Regions from separate parts of the Homo sapiens genome. Here region 1 is linked to region 2. The links are chromatin loops, found by intact Hi-C in ENCODE. Cell type or tissue: Panc1. All regions are shown on one strand. Each heading gives the region's core, and the rest is flanking DNA. Links, peaks and the distances in the headings are about the cores only. Region 1 has its middle 90 kb from the start of PREP. Region 2 has its middle 44 kb from the start of LINC02836.

Evidence for each region. Peaks named below come from ENCODE experiments on the same cell type or tissue, not always from the same donor. Only the 100,000 strongest peaks of a DNase experiment are listed, where the experiment ranks them.
Region 1: a loop joins it to region 2, with 3 times the contacts of the local background. A loop is called at or near these places in 3 of 110 quality-filtered maps.

Annotation. Positions count from the first base shown.
Region 1 is chr6:105,486,246-105,499,070 of GRCh38, forward strand. No RefSeq gene overlaps it. Among named protein-coding and RNA genes, the nearest start is that of PREP, 90 kb to the left of the region's middle. RefSeq lists an enhancer at 9,331-9,400. In Panc1, for the core only: no CTCF peak of the experiment used is centred there; no DNase peak of the experiment used is centred there; H3K27ac peaks cover 2,012 bases.
Region 2 is chr6:105,582,041-105,594,865 of GRCh38, forward strand. No RefSeq gene overlaps it. Among named protein-coding and RNA genes, the nearest start is that of LINC02836, 44 kb to the right of the region's middle. RefSeq lists an enhancer at 9,006-9,055. In Panc1, for the core only: no CTCF peak of the experiment used is centred there; a DNase peak (open chromatin) is centred at 5,601; H3K4me3 peaks cover 664 bases; H3K27ac peaks cover 3,978 bases.

The DNA.
Region 1 (12,825 bases), core at 1,491-9,490, 96 kb before region 2:
AGCAGCTGCAGAGGTTGGCTCTGGTATTTTCATTAAGATGATTCTAAGTTGTATTATTTCAGCTCTAAATGTTAATAACACATTGACAGCAGGCCTGTGCATGTGTAGCCAAACCCTTAGTTGTATACCTGCACGAGTCAAGTTCCGTCCTTCTGTTAATATTTTTTAAAATTTTTATTTAAACAAATATTTAATTGTTTTGTAGGGACAGGGTCATGCTGTGCTGCCCAGGCTGGTCTTGAACTCCTGGCCTCAAGTGATCCTCTTGTCTCAACCTCCCAAAGTGCTGGGACTACAGGCATGAGCCACCGCACCTGACTCCTGCTATGACTATTTCTATTCTGATTTCAGTGTTTCTTTTTACCGCAAATACTCTTCTGGGACAGAGATAATGCTTTGCATTGATACAGAGGGATATATTTTATCTGTATATCTTTGCCCTCTGTTCTAAAAGTCAGCTGAGAAAGTTTTTGTCTTGAGGATTGAAGCCCCGACCCTGCTCCGCTCTGGAGGTTTCCATGCAAACATAGGCAGTGAGGGCCTAGGCCCAGGCCCCTTGAAGGGGAGGTATATCCTGGACCTCAGTCCTTCCCAGCACCCCATCTCCTCCCTCCAAGGGAAACTTGTCTCTTACCTGAGCCTCTATTGATATCAGAGCTTGAGGAAGCCCTTTAAATTTGCTCCCTGTATCTCTGTAATGCACAGACACATTCTTGTTGCTACACGCCCAGACCAACTCTACATTCAAAATAATAATTTTTCAAAGGAGAGACCTGGGGTAGGTTTGTGATGTTAAAAGATAAAACTTGGACAAATTAAATTTAACAGAGTTTAATTGAGCAAAGAGCGGTATGTGAATCGGGCAGCCTCCCAAATCAGAAGAGGCTCAGAGACTCCAGTGCAACCATGTGGTGGAAGAAGATTTATGAACAGGAAAAAGAAAGTGATGTGCAGAAAACAGAAGTGAGGAACAGAAACAGCCTTATTGGTTACAGCTTGGAGTGAGCCTTATTTGAACATGGTTTGAATAGTTGGCCACCCTTGATTGGCTGAAACTTGGTGATTGTCACTAGAGTAGGTTACGGTCTGTTTACACATCCACTTAGGTTATAGTTCACTATATAGAGAAAGCTTTGGGCTGAATTTAAAATATGTAAGGAGGTGGCTTTAGGCTACACTTAATTTAACAGTGGGCATGAGCGGGAAAGAGGGTTGGTAGGCTGGACAAGAGTGATAAATCAAAAGAAATTAGTGGAGTCGATTTGAGATGAGGGATGATATACGGTATTGGGTGAAAATCGTTTGAAATAAACCAAAGGATTCACAACATATTTTCAAAACAACAAAAAAAGGCTACCTCAGCTCTTTTTTTTTTAGACCTCCTGTCTACATTCTTTTGGAGCAAGGCCTCATTAAAAGAGGGGATTAGAGGCCGGGTGTGGTGGCCCACACCTGTAATCTCTGCACTTTGGGAGGCTGAGATGGGCAGATCACCTGAGATCAGGAGTTCGAGACCAGCCTGGACAACATAGTGAAATCCCATCTCTACTAAAAATGCAGAAGTTAGCTGGGCGTGGTGGTGCATGCCTTTAATCCCAGCTACTCAGGAGGCTGAGGCAGGAGAATCACTTGAACCTGGGAGGCGGAGGTTGCAGTGAGCCAAGATCACGCCACTGCACTCCAGCCTGGGTAACAAGCGTGAAACTCTGTTTCAAAAAAAAAAAGGAAAGGAAGAGGGGCTTAGACATAGTGAAACTAGAGATAGGGAGGATGGTCTGGCAGTGAGAAAGGGAACGGTAGATACTACTCCAGTCTGCAGATGCATTGTGCAGTGGAGTTAGGAATTTACCTGGGGTAGCTAATGGGGTGGTGGGGGTTGTTTAGATGAATATGGGAATAGAGATTACAACCTAACATAAACAATGCATCTTTTATTTAATATCATTGAAACTGTTTTCACTTATCTGCATGACTCTTTCTTTTGTGCCTCTTAATTTGTCCTTGAAGTTCTGTATCTAATCATTAGTTGAGCAACCAATAATTCTCCTTCAGTCCCCCACCCCTTTTTACAACCAACTTTAATCTTTCGACTCGGTGAAAAACATGTTTCTCCTATCATAACTAGTTTAACAAAAATTCTCTTTCAAGTTTAGATTACTCAGATACAATGGCTTTCCCGTAGCTTCATGCTGAAGAATGGAATTTACATTAGAAAAGAGAGATTTATGATAGCATTGAATTTCCATTTGAATATGGAGAATTAATAACATGCATATGTTTTTTTATTATTATTATTTTAAGATTTGAGCTATGCCATAGGCAAAAAGAAAGCTGGAAACTGTGGGGCTGGCAGGGCTCGATGAATAATTTTATCTGGATTTCATTCACAAACAGCAGCTCCCTCCTCGGGAAAGGACCTGTGTGTCTCCCCAGATCGGAACTGGAGTAAGTGCCAGGATTTCCTGATTTGTTTACATTTCTCAAAAAACTTTTTTCCCCCTGGACTAGGACAGAATTAGACTTCCTTTTCCACTTTTGGCTCCTTCCAAGCTATTCTTGCTCAAGGTATTCTCTCCCCTTTCCCCTTTCCCTGCATTCTTCTTTGTGGAAGTCTCAGCTGGGTTCTTTTGTTTCACAAAAACACCGAGAGGCAATGAAAGATGTTGGCGGAAAAATAATGGTCATAATGACAACAATAAGCCCACCGTGGCAGCATTTTCCTGGACACAGCACAGTTTGCCCAATCTTTACATTTAAAATCTGCTGTTCTGTCTCTCACAAATGCTTGGAGAAGATTCTGAGAGGCGCACACGTGACATGTCAAGTGACCTTGCCAAAGTCCTTGTGCCATAAAAGGAGGAATTGAAATCATCTCCTTTCACATAAACCCTGCTGATGAGACCTGTCATTCAGACAGTGAAACATCAGCCAGATCCAATAATGGATCAGAAATGTTTCATCTTTAGTGTCCAGGCTTCTTGGACCTGGGGCTGGGGGTTCTATTCTACCCTGTTATTCTCTCTGTCCTGTTTGGTTTCACTTTCACCATCTTGACCATCTATAATTGTCACTTTTGTCTAAGGCTAGTTTTGAAAGTTTACTCCAAGCTCATTTGTTTGTAAATGTTTTGCAATCTGGGGCTTAATTCCTTTTCTTAACAAGGGAAATGCAGGCCTTGGTCTATGGCCAATCTGAATGTATAAAAAGCAACTAGATCTTGTTTGGGGCCCACAAACAAGAAGTCAGAGAAACGCAGAGGCCTTTTGAGGGAGAGGGCGTAGGGTCATTGAGAGAGAGGTGTACCTCTCTTGTTTATTGACATTTCTATTTCTTTTTTCATTCTCTCTTGTTCCTGAGATTAAAGGCCTCTTTTGACTTCACTAGCTAAGTCATCTCTGCTTTGAAACATGTCTTCCATTCTGGCCCTAGGGACAATTGTGAGAATTGTCTTGGAGCAAACCTATCCTCTCTTCTTGGTCTCCTTTCTCCCATCTTGGGGTCCCCTGGGCAGTCAGTATCATCTGTCCTTTCTGCTTTCCTGGAAACCAAACACAGCTCTCAGCAGAGGATCCAATAACTTTGCTTGCACTGGGGCACAGTTCTCAATGTTAGCACTATCCCAGGGTTATTTGTAATATAACAGAAGAAACTTTAAGGTAAAGGAATGAGTCTCTGATTGTGGAACTTATGCTACTGGGGAGATCCTTGAGGAAGTAAAATGTCTTCAAAGTGTTCTTGAAATCACATGATATTGAGGGTGGATATGGGTCAATTCAGGCATATATGTTTATTTATATCCCTGTGTATACCTATGTAGATGTGTACATTCAGAGAGACATGGCTTATCACTGTCAAGGTCCCACTGCTGCTACTGTATCGACTGATGAGTGACCAAGAGCCTTTTCTGAACCATGTACTAAAATCACTGAGTTAAGAATCAAGACAATAATTAAACTATTCTGAAATGTCCTTTCATAGTTTTCATTCACTCACTGAAGTGACTGTGTGAGTGCCTTCTTTTTAGAAGGCCAAAATAGGCTTCTTCTGACCGGGTGCAGTGGCTCGTGCCTGTAATCCCAGCACTTTGGGAGGCCGAGGCGGGTGGATCACTCGAGGCCAGGAGTTTGAGGTCAGCCTGGTCAGCATGGTGAAACCTGTCCCTACTAAAAATACAAAAATTAGCCAGGCATTGTGGCAGGTTCCTGTAATCTCAGCTACTTGGGAGGCTGAGGCAGGAGAACTGCTTGAACCTGGGAGGCAGAGGTTGCAGTGAGCCGAGATCACACCACTGCACTCCAGCCTGGGCAACAGAGGGAGAATCTGTCTCAAAAAAAAAAAAAAAAAAAGACTTCTTCTATGATCTCCTTCAAAGTAAAGCTGAACAAATGGCCATATTTTTACCTTAACATAAACACACATTAAGATGTATTTAGAGGACATGTGTGCAAAAGGATGGTCTAAATGAACCCTGGCACATTTAGGGACATCCAAGGAATAACATTTTTGTTTTTCCCCCTGTTGGTTTCAGACACGGTACTGTGGGCCTGGGTGTTATAGAAGAAACTGAGGTTTAAACATTTGAGGATTTGAAGAACTCTGTTCTTTATGCTTTCAACTGTCTTCTACGATAAGCACTTATGAAATAAGATGACGTGTTATGTGAAGCACATATTCCGAAATCACAGAATGTCCTCACCAAGGTCTAGAGAAAGATAGAAAATGAGTAATGACATGAGGTCCAATGCAAAATATACCTTCTTTTTTAAAATTTTATTTATTTATTTTATTTTTGAGACAGGTTCTTGCTCCGTACCTCAGGCTGGAGTACAGTGAGTGGTGTGAACACTTCTCATGGCAGCCTCAACCTTCTGGGTTCAAGTGATCCTCCTGCCTCAGCCTCCCACGTAGATGGGACAACAGCCACATGCCACTGTGCCCAACTAATTTTTTGATTTTTTGTAGATGTGAGATTTCACTTTGTTTTCCAGGCTGGTCTCAAACTCCTGGGCTCAAGCAATCCTCCCATCTTGGTCTCCCCAAATACTGGAATTACATGGATAAGCCATCGTGCCTGGCTAAATATACATTCTAAGGTGGGGAAAGCGCCTCCACAAACAAACCAACATGTGAGATGAGAAGGAAAACACCAGCTTTAGGACAATGTTAACAGAAAACTTAAAAATTGTTTAAAGAACATGAACAAAGATGTCAATTTGACAGGATACAACACATTGTATTTTGTATGTGCAGTTACTGTGTGTGTGTGTGTATATATATATATATATATATATATTTTTTTTTTTTTTTTTTTTTCCTGATATATTTCCTATACCACTGGACATTTTTATTTCCAGGTCTTCATTTCAAGAGAAGATCTGAGGCAGGCAGTTTACCTGAGAGGCTTTTCCCTTCCTATCTGAATGTAAAAAAATTTCTGCAGGACCCTCAGATTTCTCTAGTTCTTAAAAACAAGGCCAAGAGGCTCATCTATTTGAAGGGATGGTTAGGCAGCTTGGGGTGCTTCAAGCCTCACCCACTGGTTCTTTGGTCTTATCTCCAGTGGTGACCCAGTTTATTACAGAAAGGAAACCTAGGTTGGCTCCATGACAGCCCCAGCAACCTAGAGGCTGGGGATGCTGAAGATCAGATGGATTTTGGTGTACATGTGCTGGTTTTGTCTTATACCTCTTTAGAAGCCTGAGTAGGCTGAGATGGTGAGCACTCAAGAACAGTCTGAGTTCTGGCAGAAAGCATCACCTTCATAACCACTACTAAAACATTTTTCCTCCCGCACAAAAGGTACACTTGTTTTTCTCTGGGAGCTGGTGATGTTGAGATGCTGCAAAGGGACACATTTTCTAGGCCCTTATTTGTGTTTTCTTGCTGTTTTCTTACATACTGTCTTAATTCATAGCCACAAAGCCATTGTACGTTGAATAAAATATAAAACCATAGCACTTTCCAATTCTATAAACAAATATATTCCTTTAATAATTGCCACACTTTAATGACTTCAACAGTGTAGATAGGTGGGTGAGTGGGTAAGAGTGGATTCCAATTGTACATAAATGGTTTTGAGTTCTTATAAAGGGATTATTTTTGTACTTGGTGCCTGTAGTGTCTCCACTAGGGCTTGAGTCTTACCAACTGATCAACTGTTTTTTCACTGGCCTTTGGGAAGATACCGTAGATGTGTCCTCTGCCCTCTGAGACTGCCAAAGGAGGATTAGGGGAATTACTGGCTGAAGCCATGGTTTCTGTATAGTTTTCATCAGTAAGAGATCTGTAGGATCTCCAGGCATGTGGACTATGGTAATATGAGGTGAGATGAAGGCCAACAAAGTTAGCAAAGCCAGGAAGTATGTCCTATAGGTCTTGATCCAGTCTACATTTTAGTTTATTCTGCAACCAGAACCTGTGTGTGGCTGAATGCAAGGTCTAGGATACATGACCCTGTCCGGGTGGGGGACAGTGAGGTCCTAAGACCCCTTGTAGAATACTGGAAAACAGTTGGTATGACCAACATGAAGATTTGGCTTTCCTGACAAATCCCCACATTCTGCACTTGACAGATGAATGCAAAGGTCTCTATTTCCAAGGAAAGCAAGCTAGGAGCATGTGATCCCTCAAGGCCACTTTGTGATTCACTGGGAAAACAAGATGAAATCATCCCATTTCCAACTATGGAACCAAGATGAGCCTAGGCATTTTTAAGCCATTGGCAGAGCTGTCTTCTTTATTTTCTTTGCCTGACCCCATCCAGCTCTGATACCTCTTGCCATACATAAGCTGGACATATTTAGCCCCCTAGAGAGAAAGGAACATTGGCTGGGACAAAGTCCCTACCCACCACACCCACCCTCCTTGGGCAGTCTTGTTATCTCTCCTTGGAGTGTGTGATTTAGTACCACATGACATTAAGATATGATAACCTGAACTCTCTATTACTTTGGGAAAGACTACTGAGAAAAAAAAAAAAAAAGCTTGTTGGAATAGCTCTGTTGATTATAGCTGTGTGGGGTTATCTTGGAAGAGGATGGAAAATAACCCAGAGCCAAGACTTGTTTTGGATGGCTAAAGTGAAGTCAAAAATAGATGAAGATCCACCCACATGTTAAGAAAATCCTTAAAGTCCTGACACCCAGCAAGGCTGTACTAAGCAGTTATCACCTACTTTTTGTTTTCTGCTTCATCAGCTCTCTAATCCTGCAAGTTTCATTATTAGGATTTCCTGCTATACTTTTAGTTTTCAGTTACAGATTGACTGGGGACTGCCAGTATGTCTGGCCTACTGATGTTTGCTGGTAGATTATCCTTGTAAGAGTTACTATTGTAAGGGAGCATTTTTTAAAAAGTAAGGAAGAGTGGCAATTCAAATAAATTCCACTGCCTCACTGCTTGCCATGGTCTGACAACTATGAATACAACAGAAAGGCTCTTTTGAAACAAACTTTCTTGTTAAAAAAAAAAAAATTTGCAAATGAAACAAAGAAGCCAACAAAACAAAACAAAGCAAAACAAAAAAACACAACACCCCATGGTTGAATTTACCAACCTGAAGAGTTCAGACGTTGCCCAAGTCAGGGACTGGTAATTGACATCCAGTTCAGGGGTTCATTTTCCCTTTTCTCAAGATTGAATGGAACTCTCTTTTTAAAGACTTATAATTTACTGTCTAAAATTGGAACGGTGACAAATTCAAAGCAGGGTAAAAGGAAGTCTCCAAAACAATAGCACTGAAATTATCCCAGAGCTTTTTCAATTGTGAGAATTTAGTGCACCTGAGTTGCTAGACTCACTATAGTGGCAGCATGCCTAAGTGGTATATTTTTTAATCTAAATCTAAGGAGGTGACCTCTTTTGGTAGAATGAACATTGATGGTTTTTTTTTTTCTATTTTGCTGAAAATATTCTACAATATCCCAGGGATTTTCAGGGAAAGCACGCTCTATTCATAAATGAAAATAAGAGCACATATTCCAGTCCTCAGTACAAAGCTTCAAGGACCATTGTTGAGCATTGGCTATTACCAAGTACTATGCTACATGCTTTATATACATTGATTCATTTGGTCTTCACAACAGTCTGCTAGGGGTAGGTACGACTATTACTTCTATTTTACAGAGACAGAAAGAGGGAGGTTAAGTAACTGGTTTAAAGTCATCTGGCTAGTGAGTGACAGAGTCAGGATTTGAACCCCGGTATTCTAACTCTATTGCCATACTCTTAACTACTTGGCAATACCACCTCCTAAAAAAAGTGAGTGGCCTAGCTTCAAGGACATTAGGTCCTGAAGGCCTAGTAGGAATTGAGTTTTGGTGCGAAGCCACTCAGCATGTTCGATTTTAGAAATGGAACCTAGTATTCTACTGTTGAATACGAGGCAGGCCAGGTAAGTTAGGTTTCACTGCATCCTAGCTATGCGGTTGATATTCTCAATTCTATTTAGTTTTATTCCCAATCTGTCTCTGAAAATGATCGAAGTACTTACATGCAAATATACATCCTTCCTTTAGGCCTCTACAGAACTCCAGTCTCATTTCGACTGCCTTCTAAATATCCCTACTTGCTTAAGCCTTCACGCATCTCAAATACCTACACTGAGCTTCCCAGTCCCACTTCAACAGCTCTGCATTCCAACTTCTCTGTCTCCATAGTGGTGTCATTCAGTCACCCACACTCTAAACTAGCTCAGGATCAGTTTTTACTCCCCTCTTTCCCGCACTGTTTCCTGCCTCAACCCCTGCCCCAAGCAAACATGCAGTTAGTCATTAAGTCCTGCTGATTCCCTTTGCCAAATCTGTTCTTTCCGATTCCTGCTGCAACAAATCAAATTTCTAAAACCATATTTTGGAATAAATTTCCCATGAGTTGGCCCACCTTTAGGCTTGCTGTCCTGAATATAGCCACCAGATTAAAGTTGAAATTCAATGCCTTTGACAGTGTTTTTGTTTTGTTTTGTTTTTGTTTTTTTTCCTGTGCTCTTTTGTGTGCCAGGCACTAAGTTGGAGACACATCACTGAATAAACAGACAAGACTCCTGCCTTAAGGAAGCTTGCTAAAGTGTCCAAAATGACTACATAACTTCCCTGGTTAAAGCCAACCAAAGCAGTAAAGTAATATTCAAAGATTCTCTATTTCCTCAATTTAATGGCAAAATCTTGGTTTGGAAATCAAGTTCCTCCACCATTTGGCCTCACTTTCCCTTTTCCCTTGCTCTTCATCAGCAGGTGCTCAGCCTTGCACCCAATACATTCTGTTTATTCTGTTTCCCAACACAGTGATTCTCTCACCTCCCTGCCTTGCCCTTGCTGTCCTTTCTGCTGGGAATAGCTCATCTTCACACTTCTCTACACAAATATTTCTGCTTTCCACCACCGTGGAGTTGTTTGCCTCCACCACGGGGCCAGATCAGGAGATACGCATGTCCCTTACTCACTTCACTGCTGTGGTCAGGTCTTGCCCGGATCTGGGGCAGGAGGGATTTAAATAGTATATAGCCTGACACTTTGTGGTAGAGAAAGTCCCTTTGTGACAATTTAGCCTGTTCACCCCCCTCAGCTCTTGCTTTGGTTCTGAGGCCCATCTTCACCCTCAGTTCTGGTACCTGAGCCTGTGCCTCATTTCTGTTTTCTGCGTCCCTCTTAGGGACCCCTTACCTCACACGTTGAACTCAGCATCCCCTTCATATAATCCTTCCCTTAAACTCCACCCCTATGACTGAGACCCCAAGGTCCCAAAACACTTTTGCAGATTCTAACAGCCTACCTGCCTCATTGAAAACTGGAATATTATGGTTCATTCATTCACCAACAATAAATGTTTACTGGAGCCTTCCTGTATGCCAGGGCCTGACCACATAACACATGGCAAGAACTATTCCCCATTCTCATGATGCTCACTCTCTCATTGGGGTAAGTGGTTAAATAAAGAAGCAAAGTAATTTTGGGGAGTGAGAAAGACTATGAGGAGAGTCAAACGGGCTACTGAGATGGAGGCAGGGACTGGCAGAAGCTGGTTTAGATGGGGCGCTTAGGAATAACATCTCAACTGAGATTGGAACGACGAGAAGGAGCCAGCCAGCCATGTGTAAAGCTGAGTAGTGTCCCAAGCAGAGGAAACTGCAGGTGAAAGATCCTACTGTAATCACCAGAGACCAAGGAGAGGCCAGCAGATCAGGGCAAAGGAGGGGAGAGTAGTAAAGAAAGTAGGGCAGCAGGGGCCAGAGCAGGGGAGACCTTGTTGCTGTGTTCCTGAGAAGTAGTTTTGTTGGATTTTCCCCAGTTGCCAGCTGCCTGGCTCTGCAGATCTTCTGCACTGTTTGTCTGGCTTACGTGCTCCTAGTTCCTTTTGGCTTGATTTGTCCTTCCTCGTTCCCCCTGGACGTGCCCCATTTTGATGGCAGGGTCTTGGATTCCCATCACTGTCTTTCTCATGGTCATTAAGTGGGCATTGCCCAGATAACACGTCCAAGGTAAGATGGTGCCCATCCAAGTTCTCCCTGGTCTCTAAAGCCTAATTCCCATATAAGTTTCTTTAGGACATTTTCCCAAATGATCATAGCTGGAGAAAGATCTAAGGCAGTAGCCTGGCTTGGTCTGAGCCATCACCCAGCTTTCCTCACATGCTCATTTATGCTTTGGTGTCACTTTCCTTTCCAGATTTTATGCCTCTGAAAATAGGAGCTGTCTCTGGTACAATTTTGTTCCACCAGATTAATAGCATGGTGGCTCGTTCTCAGTAGCCATGGAAATGTGTTTTGGAGAATAAACTATTTGTGGAGCTACTTGGCTATTGTCATGAGGATTAAAAATATATGTGAAGCAGTTGGCCATGATGACATGCTCCTCTAGTCTGAGCTACTCCAGAGGCCGAAGCAGGAGGATCTCATGAGCCCAGGAGTTTGAGGCCAATCTGTAAAAAAAAAATTATGAAGCATCTAGAAAGGTACTTGGCACATAATAGGTTCTAAATTAATGATAATATTATGATCATTGTCATAGTTGAGTGACTTTGGGCGTAACTCTTCCGATTTTTTAGTTTAAATGATACTGCTGGATAGAATGATTTCTAAAATGTTTTCTAGCTCTAAAACTTGATCATGGCTTGGATGAACACCTTGAAAGCTCTCAGGAAGAGAAAGAGTCTTTGCCTGTTGGGTAACTTTTCCCTAGTGAGAAGGCTTGTAGGCATTTGAGATTCTTTTATGGCATCAGTGATAATGTACAATATTTTCAATAAGGAAGCAATTATACATTTTTAATTTATTGAGTAGTATATATTTAGTAGTATTTCAGGCATTTTGAGAGTAGAGACAGTGATAATACTTTTTTCAAATGTGCACCTGCAATAGCAAGTGTTGTCAAAGGTGTGGAGAAACAGAAATTCTCATATACTTCTTACGGGTATATACATCAGTACAGCCTCTTGGAAGTGCAATTCAACGATAGTGAGAAAAGGAAAAGATGCACATATTGTATGATCCTGCAATTCTACCCCTAGAGAAACTGTAGCACATATGCACAGAGGCTTTTTCAAGAATATTCATGGAAGCTTTGTGGTAAAAAATCTGAAGCAACCCAAGTGTCTCTGAGCAGGAGAAAGGATAGATTGTGTATTCAAATACAAACATGAAAATAAATGAGCTACATCTACAAAGCTTCATATGGATAAGTCTCAAAAGCATAATGTTTAGGGAAAAAGCAAATTGCATAATCATAATATAGTATGATAAAAAATAAAGTTAAAATCATACAATATATAGCTATGGATATAAACAGATAATATAAAAATGTAAGGACCGGCATGAAAAACACCAAATTCAGAATAGTGGTTAACTCTAAAAGGGATGGAGGAAGGAGAGTGGAATTAGGAGTGGGATATATACGGAGTTTCAACTAAATATGAATGTCTTTTTTTCCTTAAAGAAAGATTTGAAAGAAATAGGGCAAAAGATTAAGATTTAATGAAGCTGGGTGTATACAGCAGTGCTTATTATTGATCTGTTTTTTGTATACTTATAATAATTAAAAAGAAAAATATAACTATTAAAATATACCTGTGACTAGTTGGATTTGAAAGAAAAAACAATTGAAACTACTAGTACAGTGGCTATCTAAACACTAAGTCTTGATGCTCATTTTTGTGTTCACATTGGAAAAATATCTGGATTTAGGTTTTGAGACTAAGTATCAATAATGATAAGAAGTAATCATGAAAACAATTAATGACATGTTTTGACAAATTTTTTTTTTTTTTTTGAGTTGGAGTCTCGCTCTGTCTCCAGGCTGGAGTGCAGTGGAGTGATCTAGGCTCACTGCAACCTCCGCCCCCCAGGTTCAAGCGATTCTCCTGCCTCAACCTCCTGAGTAGCTGGGACTACAGGCGCCTGCCACCACGCCTGGCTAATTTTTGTATTTTTAGTAGAGATGGAGTTTCACTATGTTGGCCAGGATGGTCTCAATCTCTTGACCTTGTGATCCGCCTGCCTCAGCCTCCCAAAGTGCTGGGATTACAGGCGTGAGCCCCTGCACCCCGCCTGACAAGTGTTTCTTATCCTACATCCTGGAAGTGTAAAGCTTTATTTTTTCTTTAGGCAGATTTTATCTTACCAAATGCCCATTTAGGTATTTAATTGTGTATTGTTTTTACCTTCATTTAAATGTTTCCTGTACTTATCTTCCCAACTACACTGAACCAGAACCCTGAATCACCCAGTTTTCAGTCTGGAGTTTTTCTCATCAACATCATATACTGCTTTTGTACTCAATAAATACTTTTTGAGGGTATGAATGACTAAATAATTATCCTCTTAATGCATTAATT
Region 2 (12,825 bases), core at 1,525-9,524:
AGGAAGTATGAGAACTGTCTTAAATCTGAGGGGCCATGGGAATGGGGTGGAGGGTGCGAAAAAATAAAAAAAATTGTGTCTGTTTCTAGGAGCTCATAATCTATTAATAGTTGGGATAAAAAAAAATAAACATCTATGAAACTGTCAGAAAACAATGCCAAACTCGAGATCCCGCCACTGCACTCCAGCCTGGGCAACAGAGCGAGACTTCGTCTCAAAAAAAAAAAAAAAAAAAAAAAAGAAAACAATGCCAAACTTTGCAACAGAAATTCAGAGAGGAGAATTATAAAGAGCTGAAATCACAGGAATATTAAAGTATTTTAACAATACCTACTGCCAAATTAATTAGATACTCCCACTGCAATTCAAAAATATTTACTAAGTATGTGCTATATACCAAGCACTCTAGTGAGTCTAGAAACACGAAGAGGAAGCACAGTTTTACCCTACAGGCAGAGAGGGTGATGATGACGAGGGTGATGATGTGGAAGAGAAGAGGGTAAGACATTGGAAAATGCATTTTAAAGGTTGTAGTTTTGAGCTGGGTTTTAAAGAAAGAGTGGAATTTTGCAGTGGAATTATGATGAGAGAAAACACTATGTGCAAAGGCAATGATAGAATTGATCCAGTTTTGAGCCATTCCTTTTCCATCAAGCTTGGGATTGAGTCTTGTTAGTAAAATCAGACAGCATTTGTGGAGAGAAGGGGTGTTTTCATCACATACACCTTGGTTAGAGACCTGTATATAAGACATGAAGGAATACAAAGCGATCCTTTGAGGATGAGACTTGAAACAGAGACCAAAGCTTGCAAAACCATCTACATTATGACTGAAGCAGACAAATGATTTAAGGTCAAAATTGTGTAATACTTATTTGTTTGAATCCCTGTGTTTCAAGATAGGATCATGGTCAGGTTGATGAAACAGTAACTCTGCAAAGGCCCTAAAGGGCTAAAGAAGAGACCACCGACTATTCCAGCAAGTTTGGAAGAATCCATGCTAAGATCATCTTATAGACTAATTCCAGCCCCCGGGCCCTACCAGTAGCCTACTCTTAGCTCCCCTCCCACTTTTTTTTTTTTTTTTCCAACAAATTCCCTGGTTCTTTTGTTTTGTATTTTCCCTTGCTGCAACAGGTTAAATCAGTCTCACTTTTTTCCCTCCACACTACCGGTGTGTTCCTGATGGTCTCTGGACAGAGGGTTTTATTAAATGAGGTCTCATCAAGATTCATCTGAAACCCTTGCTGCTATGGACCAGGACTTGCTGATATCCACAGCTGAGAGCCTTTGAGTCTCCGCTTCCTTGAGGCTACTTAGAAGCCAAGTCTCACTACCAATATGAGCTCCAAATATTTTGTCGAGCCGTTTAGCACTAATTTATTGTGTTTGTCTCATGGATGAAATCTCCCAGGACTTTTTGTTTGCTTTCTCATATTTGTACTTGTTCTCTTGAAGCTGTGCCAAAGTATTAATTAGCCACTAGTCCGCCTATTTACTGTCTGTGTATGGACCTCCACAAGCACAGGGGCTCTTGTCCTTTTGTTGGGGATGAACATTTGTTGAATCATTTGGCACGACAGAACCTAGTAGTAGAATGTCACACTCTGGAAATCATACATTTTTGGCAACATGGCCAAAACAGTAAGACCAGGATCATTATGGAAGTTTGAAACATTTTCCATGTGCCCCACAATCAATTGAAATTTCTTTCTCTTCACTGGAGAAAGCCAGCTACCATGTGATGAGGACACTCAAATGGCCCCAGGAAGAGGCTCATGTAGCGACGAGCCTCCTGCCAACAACCAGCATTAACTTGCTCGTCCTGCAAGTGGCTGCTATGAAAGCAGATCCTGAAGCCTCAGTCCAACCTTTAGATGAGCTGCAACATCATCTGAGAGACAACATCTCAACTGCAACCTCCTGAGAGACACCAACCAGAACAGTCTAGCTAAGCCACTCCCAAATTTCTAACCTACAGTACTCCGTCTGAGAAAATAAATGTTCGTTTGCTTTAAGCCACCAAGTTTGTGTAACTTGTTATACAGCAACAGATAACTAATACAGCAGGTAGCTAATACCAGGACAGATCCCTAATACATTCGATAGCTAGCGTCACGTAGCCTTTTCATTTAATTTGGACATGAATGGCATATCTTTGCCAGAGTCCGTAGAATTGGTCCCATATCTGCTTATTATTAAGGTAATGGTTTGGGAAGCACCACAACCATTGGTCAGGAGTGTCTGCTAATCACCTAGAATCTTGAACCAGCAGAAAGCTGAGGCCTTGTACTGCTTCTTCTAGAAGAGTCCATTTCTGATGATAGCTGGAGCCAGGATAATTATAGGAAGAAGCAGGAACACCTGTGGACACTGAGTGTGTAGTTGGCATCTAAGACGGCTCCTAATGATGAGCCACTTCCTAGTGTTCATGTCTTTGTGCAGTTCTCTCCCTTTGAATGTGAGTGTATCTACTGACTTGCTTCTAACTAGTTAAATATAAGAAAGAGATGGATATCACTTCCAAGATTAGGATACAAGAAGCCCATGGCTTTCCTCTTGCTTGTCCTCTCTCTGTCTCTTGCTGGACTACTCTGATGGAAGTCACTTGCCATGTTTTAAGTTGCTTGATAGAGAAGCCCACTTGGCAAGGAGACGGTATCTCCAGCCAATAGCCAGCAAGTACCTATGACCTTCAGTCCAACAGCCCACAAGGAGCTGACTCCTGCTAAGCCCAGAATGGGATCCTCTCCCAGCTGAGCTCTAGCTAACACCTCTATTGCAGCCTCGTGAGAGACCCTGAGCCAGAGGCACCCAGCTAAGTCATGCCCAAATTCCTGAACAGCAGAAACTATGAGATAATAAACGTTTGCTGTTTTAACTTAGTAAATTTTAGGGTAATTTGTTACACAGCCATAGATAACTATAGAGCAGGTAAAATATTAAATTCTTTTGATTAATTTTTATAACAATAATTTTTGTTGTATTATAATATACAATATAAACAACACTATTAGAAAATAGGTGACTCTACTATGGAGGTTTATACATACTCAATTTGATGGAGACTTAGTCACTGATTATTCTGGGAGTAAGGATATATTGTGGACACTGAGAACATTGACAAATCATTAATTTAGTCCATAAATTATATTACAAATGCCATCAGTTGACAATGACATTTAAATCTATCTTTTTTTTACCCCTTGTTATTATATTGACAATTACCACACCAGTCGTTATGCATTAGCATGAGTATGTCTCCTTTTAATCAGAAGCATATTTATAGTAATACATTTTACTTTAAAAAACTGAACCTCTTGTTTAATTTGTCAAGGTTTTGTTTCTTTTATCATACATTTAATTGGAGAACTACTGAAATCATTTTGAGATCATTAAAATTTGAGAATGCCAAACAAATCTAATTTTTGATATTAGCTTTCAATTTATAAAGCAAGGAAGCAAATCTTTATACTACCTTATGGCCATTTAGAAAACCTACAGTTTAGATGTAATAGACATCATTAATATTTTTATTATCTGGAGCTGAAATTGGCAAAGACAATCAAGAAGAGTTGTTTTCAAAAAGCAAGGAGATATGTTATTAAAGCTACCTCACCAAAAGTCACAGAACTCAGTTAGCTTTCCAAGAGAGTCCTTCAAATACTTAAAAATAGGCCAGGCGCGGTGGCTCACACCTGTAATCTCAGCACTTTGGGAGGCCAACGCGGGCGGATCATGAGGTCAGCAGATGGAGACCATCCTAGCTAACATGGTGAAACTCCGTCTCTACTAAAAACACAAAAAATTAGCCAGGCATGGTGGCACGCACCTGTAGTCCCAGCTACTTGGGAGACTGAGGCAGGAGAATTGCTTGAACCCGGGAGGCAGAGGTTGCAGTGAGCCAAGATCACGCCACTGCACTCCAGCCTGGGCAATGGAGCAACAGTCCATCTCAAAAAAAAAGAAAAAAAATTGAGTAATGTTGTTTAAACTCTTTGGAAGCAGAGAAAAAGATAAATCACTTCCTGATGCACATAGTATTTATGAAGCTAGAATAACTGTGGGAGCAAACCCAACAGAATAAATGGGCAGTTTGATGTCCAACAATGAGGGATTCCAGAGAGCGGGGCAAAGGAGTCTCTCAGAGCAGGAGAATGAAGAGGGACTTCCAGGACATTTTTACTTGAGGATCCACGAACTCTGATCAACTCTCTGCTCCAAAGAAGGGTTCTGTGCTTGCTAAATGTAGTAACTGGCAATTGAACCAGTCCTGACACTCTCCCAAATTAGATGTATACGTGTGTGTGTGTGTGTGTGTGTGTGTGTGTGTGTGTGTGGCTGTGAGAGAGCGAGAGAAAGAGAGAGAGGCAGGGCCTCACTCTGCTTGCTCTGTCATACAGGCTGGAGTACAGTGGCATGATTTCAGCTCACTGCAACCTTGACTTCCCAGGTTCAGGTGATTCTCCTACCTCAACCTCCCAAGTAGCTGGGACTACAGAAGTGTGCCACCAAGTCTGGCTAATTTTTGTGTTTTTTGTAGACTGGGTTTCGCTATGTTGCCCAGGCCGGTCTCCAACTCCTGGGATCAAGCCATCTGCCCGCCTCAGCCTCCCAAAGTGCTGGGATTACAGGAATGAGCCACTGCGCCCAGCCTAGATGTATACTCTTTTCACTTGAGACCCACCTGTCTTTTCACTTAAAAAAAAATCAGATGTTATATTCTGGCATCAATGATAGAATCTCAGATTCCTGTTCTTTATTACAAAACCAAATAAAGTGGGGAGATTTCCCTCCTATAACCCTGAAGACATTCTTATTTCACAGCTACTCCCTTGGCCTGGACTATCGACGGACAACAGAAGTTTCATGGAAACCAGCTAAATAACAAGATAGCTGTGCAAAGCTTTCCTATGTGGTGAAGTCACTTTTATTTAGAAGATAATCAGCTGTTGTCACATCTTCACCTATGCTTAAAAAAAAAAAAAAAAAAAAAAAAACTAGGGTCTGTGCATGAGCCAGGATTAAACTAAGCAGCAAACACACCCAGAGAACTGAACAAAGGAGAGCAAGAAAGGGTTTAGAGATCACATGGATAATTATTTCTAAGGATCGCTGGGTGCTGGGAAAGTGTATTCTAAGGGGATGATACTGTGGGTAATAAAAAGCTATTTCTGGTTTTGTTTGTTTTTAATATATAATCTTCACTATCCAGCTGACTTAGAAAAAATTCATAAGTGATGCATGTCAGATATCAAATTCTATTAAAAACCTAAAACTCAGCTGTGTTCTTTCCTTCTTTCCCCTTATACCCCAAGGCAAGGAATCAAGGCTTCTAGACACCACCGGATGAGTCAAGGTACCGTGGCCCAGACAAACTAAGCACTGGTTCTGTCACCACATAGACACAAAGGCATTCAAGAAACCACAGCCCTCTGGCTTTGTTGCTCCTTCCTTCATAATCAAATCAACAGAGTGTGTTTGTAGAATTCACCCACAACACAAACAGATGCCGCGAAACACCTTGGAGCGGTTGGCCGGCAGAAATGCCCACTGAGCGGGCTGTGATTCACTCGGGAGGAGGAAGGCCTCGGAGGGCAGCCAATCGAAGACGGACCCAGGGAAAAGTCGCTGGGTTCTTACAGGAAGCGATCTAATTATGTTACTGTAATCCTCAAGCTCGCATTTTTCAGCCACCTCAACACGAACTCACAGACTTCAACGATTATGTAATTACGGAAAACTTCACAACAAACATGAAGATTCCTTCTGGAGGCCACATTGAAGACCGGGATGTGCATTAGAGCGTGGGAGGGAAGCACGCAGCTCACAAAAGGAAGAGCAAAGAGATGTATTGAACTTAAAAGGTTACATTTGAAAAGGGGCCCCTACCAGACCTCCCCTTTTGTGTGCACATTTTTTGCACCTGCAACTGTTTGCGGGCTCGAAAGCAATAGCCCTCCCCCTTCTCCCAAGAGGCCACGCTTTCATGCCTTGGCCCCAAATGTGTCATTTTCCTGCCAGGGGGAGAAATCAAAAGAAACCAAGTTTTTAGAACTTTGCTGTAAAGAAAATAATAGTTTTGAAAAGGATTGGAGCCACATTTTCAGGTTAGACACAGTTGTTAGAGAAATGTCAGAAGGAAAACGTTCCTCTTCACTTTCTTTCCTAGCTCGTTGAAGTTCTTCATTTCACTGGGTTCTGGGTGACATCTGTAGCATCCATTTCAGCGCAGTCTGCAGCAGGCTTTTGACTCCACAGCATGTAACTGTCCTCAGACCACCGTGTTCAAAGTCGAGATTCCAAATGGACCTTCCTGACTCTTCACAGAGAAGATGCCATATAAATCATTTCCATTAAAACAAACCTTTGATACCACCAGCGAATTGTGGAATTTTGATAATGATGCTTGTGAATGAAGTGCTGACAAATGGTCTTGCTTTAGATGGTGTTTGTGGGTGGGGCTTGGGTTAGAGCCAGGATCAACCTTGATTTTGGCCACTGATCCATTTCCTCTCTCCCCACCACCCACCTCATATGTTGAGATGAAAGTTACAGCAGAAAGCCTCTTTTGAACCATTATGAACAATTCTATTCAAAGCAGCATCTGTGAATTTTTATAAGACTGGCCAAGATTGGCTCAATTATTTCTCCATTCTCTCCAGGGGATAGAAAGTTTCCAATCAAGGGTTACAATGGAAGCAAAAATGTTATGTTCATGGGAGGTAGAATGCATTGCTAAATAGATGGAAGACAAAATAAAGTTCCTCAGTATACATAATAGCTCAAGGATGAACTTGGTTGAACAGATTAGAGGAACAGATGCAGATAAAATAAACTTCTCTCTCTTTGGTTTAACTTGGGAGACTGAGGATTTTCTATATGGTACAAACCTTGATGAATGTTGAGGATATAGGGGTTCTCATATATCTTATAATATACTAGTGAGTCATCTGGTGAGATGGCTGGAAGTTTTTTTTTTAAGTAGATATAATCTCATAAGTGAGGAGAAAATAAATCATTGTCTCAGCTAGAGAGAGTGATCCTTTTGAACCCTTATATGGTTCAATCTCATTTTAACATTTTTGAAGCAGGTAGGTTTGGGATTTCTGGTTCCTGTAAAGCAAAGCCCATGATGGTTCTTTGATTCAGTTGTCTCCTGGGGAAAATGAGGGAAGAAGGTTTAAGTGGTTTGTTATCAGTGGCTACTGAATTACACCTTTTACACCATTACTTTTTTTATTTATATTTATTTATTTTTATTTTTTGAGATGGAGTTTTGCTCTTGTTGCCCAGGCTGGAGTGCAATGGCACGATCTCGGCTCAGCACAACCTCCGCCTCCCAGGTTCAAGCGATTCTCCTGCCTCAGCCTCCCGAGAAGTTGGGATTACATACACCATTACTTTTAACGACAAAACCAGCAACTACTTTTGCACCAGTCCAATATATGGAGGGATTTACTGATGTATGAAATATGGGTTGGGGGTGATTAGAAGAGAGAGATGGAAAAGCTGGGATATCAAGAATAAAGCTTGTAGGATTAGAAAAAACAGAAGGAGGAAAGATGAGATAAGGTAAACTCAGAGCAAAGCATGAAATAGGAATTATGTTGGGCTACTCAGTGGGAGAAGTGACACGTGTCTCTTAAACATATGCTGGCCTGACCTTACTGGGGTCAAAGGGACAGTCAAGGAACCTGCCCTGAAAATGCCAAGAGGAGGCTGAGAGCCAAAGAAAGCAAGGGTCAGCCTCCTAGGAGGCCGCCTATCTACACAAATGAGTTTCCCAAGAAAGTCTCATTTATTTTAGGTCTCTTCTGTGGAATAAAACAATTCCCTCTTTGATGGGATTATATTTGTGGGAGGGAAAGGAGCAGGAGAAAATTCAGTGTCAAGGGCAAAAGTCCACTAAGATGATTCACCTGGGAGATATTTTTTGGAAGGTCTGATACCCTTAGGAGCTAGAAATCAATATTCAAAGATCTCCCATTCCAATGTCATTTAGGCTGCAAGTATGCAGATTTCAGGGCCTGTAGGGGGAATTTATCCGGTAGTGGAATCCTAACACATCTTTTCACTTTGTGAAGCTTGTTCTATGGGTAAATTTCATACCGCCTTGACTTGTACGAGTACAGAATAGGGGAAAGAGCAGTGGAATAAAACCTCAACATCCCAGAAATAGTTTAATTACAGTTTCATTTAGAGGAGAAAAGGAACAGACACTTTTTTATTTTCTATTTTATTTTTCTTCATTCTTTGAGAAAGCATGTCATTCATTTGGTTTTGTCTACTTCAGTATTCAAAATTCCCCTCTGGCCAGTACTGGGAGGCTTCTCTTCCAAGGAGAGGGCTCTCCCACTTCCTGGGAACAGGCTTTGTGCGCAGAAGCCCTGGAGAGTTCAGCAGCTGGTGCTGGGAAAGTTGGGGATTCAGGAACCCTGGAGCATCAGCAGTAAGTTCAACAAATAAGGTGTACCAAGGGTTTAAAATGTGCTCACCTTCACTTCCAAGCATAAGAAGAGGAGGCATAGGCCGGGCATGGTGGCTTATGCCTGTAACCCCAGCACTTTGGGAGGCTGAGGCAGGCAGATCACCTGAGGTGCGGAATTCAAGACCAGCCTGGCCAAACATGGTGAAACCCCGTCTCTACTAGAAATACAAAAATTAGCCAAGCATGGGCACATGCCTGTAATCCCAGCTACTTGGGAGGTTGAGGCGGGAGAGTCGCTTGAACCCAGGAGGCGGAGGTTACGGTGAGCTGAGATCGTGCCACTGCACTCCAGCCTGGACAACAGAGTGAGACTCTGTCTCAAAAAAAATAAAATAAATAAATAAATAAATAGTGGAGGCATTAAAAAAGATTAGAATAAAGAGATGCTAGAAGAAGCTATCTCTTCTTTCCATTTTGTAGATGCCATCAACCTGTTCTTGAATTGCATTCTTTTTGTCTTTGGGTCATTTCTTTCTCCCTTTATCCCAGCATGAAAGGGAGAAAGGGTGGTGGGTTTTAAGAACTAAAGTTTCTTTTGTAGGTATCTCTAGTCTCCCTCCAGCCTTGTGAATCTCTCAGCAATCCTGAGATGCTACTTAGGACCCGCCCCCAATGCCCCCTTCTGAAGAATGGCCTGATTTATAGACACTCCCTAACATAGTCAGAGGCTATTAGCAACTCTTCAGTTGCCCCACCTTCTAGATTATCTGTCTGCAGTTGGGAAATTCCACTAGCCACTTCCTGAAAACAAACTTTCTACTCTTAAGTCTGTAGATGACAGCTATTGAGTGCCTGGACAACTTGTCTGCCCCATATGCAGTTGTAGAGAAACACCTGAGCCTTTTGGGCCAGCAAAATCCCTCATTCCTTCTCTGCCCTTACCTAGTCCCGGTCTGTTTCATGGATTTTTCAGCACTTCCCCTATCAACTTGGCTATTCCCTGTTATTTGTAAAAGCCAAGTTGATAATCCCTCAAATTTTGCCAGTAAATTGATGCAAAATAAAAAAGTGAATCATTATGGATATACAGTTCAAGTTTTGCTAATCTATCCACAGTATTTATGGAGTGACCAATGTGTCCAGGAAGGGCCTGGTAGAAGAGGTTTTTTGGAGGCTATAAAACAACAACAACAACCACCAACAGATTAGATGCCTGTTGCAAAATTCAAGACAATCAGGAATCAACTAATACAACATCTATATGGCATAAGAAGTCTTCAAAACACCTCATTAATATATTAACTCACCACAAGTCAGTTTATATTCCAGAGTATAGTTTAATCAAATATTGTTTTGATGTAGCTACACACATATCAAATTTAAAAAATATACATTATGACTTGGTATTCATTTATTTGCCACCAAAACTAAGCTCTTGAAAACTCGGTATACTAAATATGTGTATTTTAAAAAGATGTTGCTTCTCCATCACATTAATAGAAATAATTACACTTGAAGAGACATAAATTATATTAGTTTTTTATATTGATGTTTCCGAATCAGAAAAAAAGAGTAATTGAATTAAATCTAATGTAAGGGAACAGCCTTAAACTCTTGGACTGGGGGGTAAAACCAGCAGGCAGATCCAGAAGGAAGGTTTGCAGAGTGTTGCTCAGGCAAACAAGATACAAAGGAAAGAAAGTCCTGGATGTTGTTAGGTAGAGCAGGATATTAATACCTAAGAACATTAGGTCTGAGGAAAGAGTCTTTTTCAAACACAACTACCTTGGAGAAAATTTGAACTGCCATCTCTCAGTGATTCCTTTTAGGATAATTTCCTGTTTGCATGTTTACCATGTGCAATAAAGAAATAGTTCTGTTAGACTTATAAGAAAAGGGGCTACACAGCTGACTACTGAGACCTACCAGCCCTTCCTAGTCTTGAAACCAAACCTGGCCTGACTCAGAAAGAACTCAGTATTAAGGCATCCCTAAAACTCATCTGGCCAAGATCTCAACTTCTTGATTTATGGGTTTCTGCCTTGTAAGACCTGGCCCCTACCCAGGGATGCCTGAGTCACTCCCAGTAACCTGCCTGTTCCCAGGATTCCTCCTGGCCACTTGGTTGTCCTCCCGGTGAGTGGAGAACCGCCTCCCTCTGTTTCTCATGCCTAGTACTTTGTGTTGGGTTGTGTGCCACTGTCTGCCTCCCTAAACCTCTACCTATCCCCTGGATGCTCTTTCTGCATCTAATAATCATAATTCCCACTTATTGAACATTCAGTGTGTATAGCAGGCACCTTGCTGGGCATTTCACGTATATTGTCTGAACTAAACCTCCAAACAAGGCCATGAGTCATATTATGATTCCCATTTTATAGAAGTGGAATCTGAGGCTTTGCAGGATTAACATGCTAGAAAATGTTGAAACTGGGACTCAAACCCAGATCTGTGTATTCCAGAGGTAGTGCTCTTGGTGGCTTTGCTATCTGCTCTGTCTTCAGTTAGGTGGAAATCTGCAGTGGGTCTCTCTCCCCTCAGCAGTGGGCAAGCTTATTCTGGGTCTTTCTCACTGCATCTGTGTTCTGATATATTACAGGCTCCTTCTGACTCGTCCATGTATTTTATAAATAAATGTGCTTTTGTTCATCACAACAGTCCCTCAAAAGACGTCATAAAAGGAAAAGAATGGAAAATTTTGGAAAGGAAGTTTTCTGAGACCATTTACGTGACAAAGAAGTCAGGAAAATGTGGCATTGTTGTGATTATCTTCATCATTTCAGGATCTGAAGTGGTTTAGAAAGAAAGACACTCTGAAAGGAAGATGGGCTTCCAAGGGATGTGACTCATGAGGAGGAATATAAAAGACAGGAGAAAAGTGACTTGTCAGATGGACAATGGGCTTTTATTTGAAGCATATGAAGCCATATGGAAGAATACACCAAGGTGGAAGTTAGGAAGGGAACAAAGAAGATATAAGAAGATGTTGCCAGCTGGGGCCGGGTGAGGGGGTGGGGAGGGGTGGGGAGACAGAGAAAAGGAAATGAGTGAGGAAAGACACAAAGACAGGAGACCTTTGTGTACAAAGTAGAGAAACAAATGCCCTACTTTTAGCATCTTGAAAAGATGAATGAAAACATGAATGAAAATAAACTTCTCTTAATGCTATTTTCCAAAAAACTCAAAGAGCTTCAGAAACTTTCTGTAATGCTGTATATTACCCAGGAGAAAATCTTAATCTTCTCTTCTTTGATAGGCAAAAGATAGCAGAAAAGAGTTTCCAGTCTCATAAAGGGATGATTTCTGGAAAAAGACATGAAAAATGGGTTTCCTAAAAGAGATACCAAAAGTTTATCTCTTTGAGCTTGTATATTACCTCAGTAAGCCTCAAGTAGGCCAAAGAAAACAAATCTAGGCAGAAGAAGGGAATTGGCTTCCTTTTCTGGTTCATTTCACCACATCTCTACAAGGACATGGTCATTTGTGTGTAGCCTTCTTTGGTGCCACTTATCAGCCCTCACATAAAAATCTGCGGGTGACTTTTCCTCTGTCTCTGAGGAAATGCCTATATCAAAAATCTCTGTTTATAATACCAAGTACCTCAGAAAATGCCATCTGGTGCTCTTGGACTTAACGTTCTTATACAAATTTATCCTGATGAAATCCTTGGCATTTTCCCGAGGCTTTTCTTGCCTTCCTGCCAAATGTTAATTGGTACCTGTTCCTGTAAGTCTTGAATTCTCCTTTTCCAGCTGCAGAGATCAGCCTTAAGGGCTTTTTTCCTTTACTTCTAAACCTTTTCCCCAAAACTGCATCCTGGTTCCCAGCCCTGACTCAAGCCTTTTCTCTAGGCTCTGCATGTTTGGGGTTCTTTCATTGAAGCCCTTACACTGTATTCTTAGTTTGGAAACTTGCTTAGTTTCCAATTTCTCTGAAGTGACTTCCAGTTAACAGAGCTGACCTGCCACGCTGGTTTTTTAAAGGTTTGCAAAATACCTTCAGTAGGTCCTGCTGTCAGTCACCATATGTGCCTGAACCTCCTACAGTATTGCCATCCAGCTCCTCCTAGATTAAAAACCCACACATATTCTTCCTTTAACATCATTCATTTTCATTTCTATTGCTTTTTATGTAACAACTTAGGCCTGTGAAATAGCAAAATGGAGGGGAAAAATCATTGATTTTGTTGTAGAGAGATCTAATTTAAAAAATTCAAGTCCTGGTTTCCTTCCTTATTTTTTATTTTTATTTTTGGCTCATGGAACTTTGGCAAGTGACCTAACTTCTTATTTCTTTCTCTTTAAAATGAGAGTTTTAAAGATGAAATGAGATCATATATTTAGGTGGCTAGCACACAGTCAAGTGTACCAAAAACACTTGTTGGATAAAAGAAT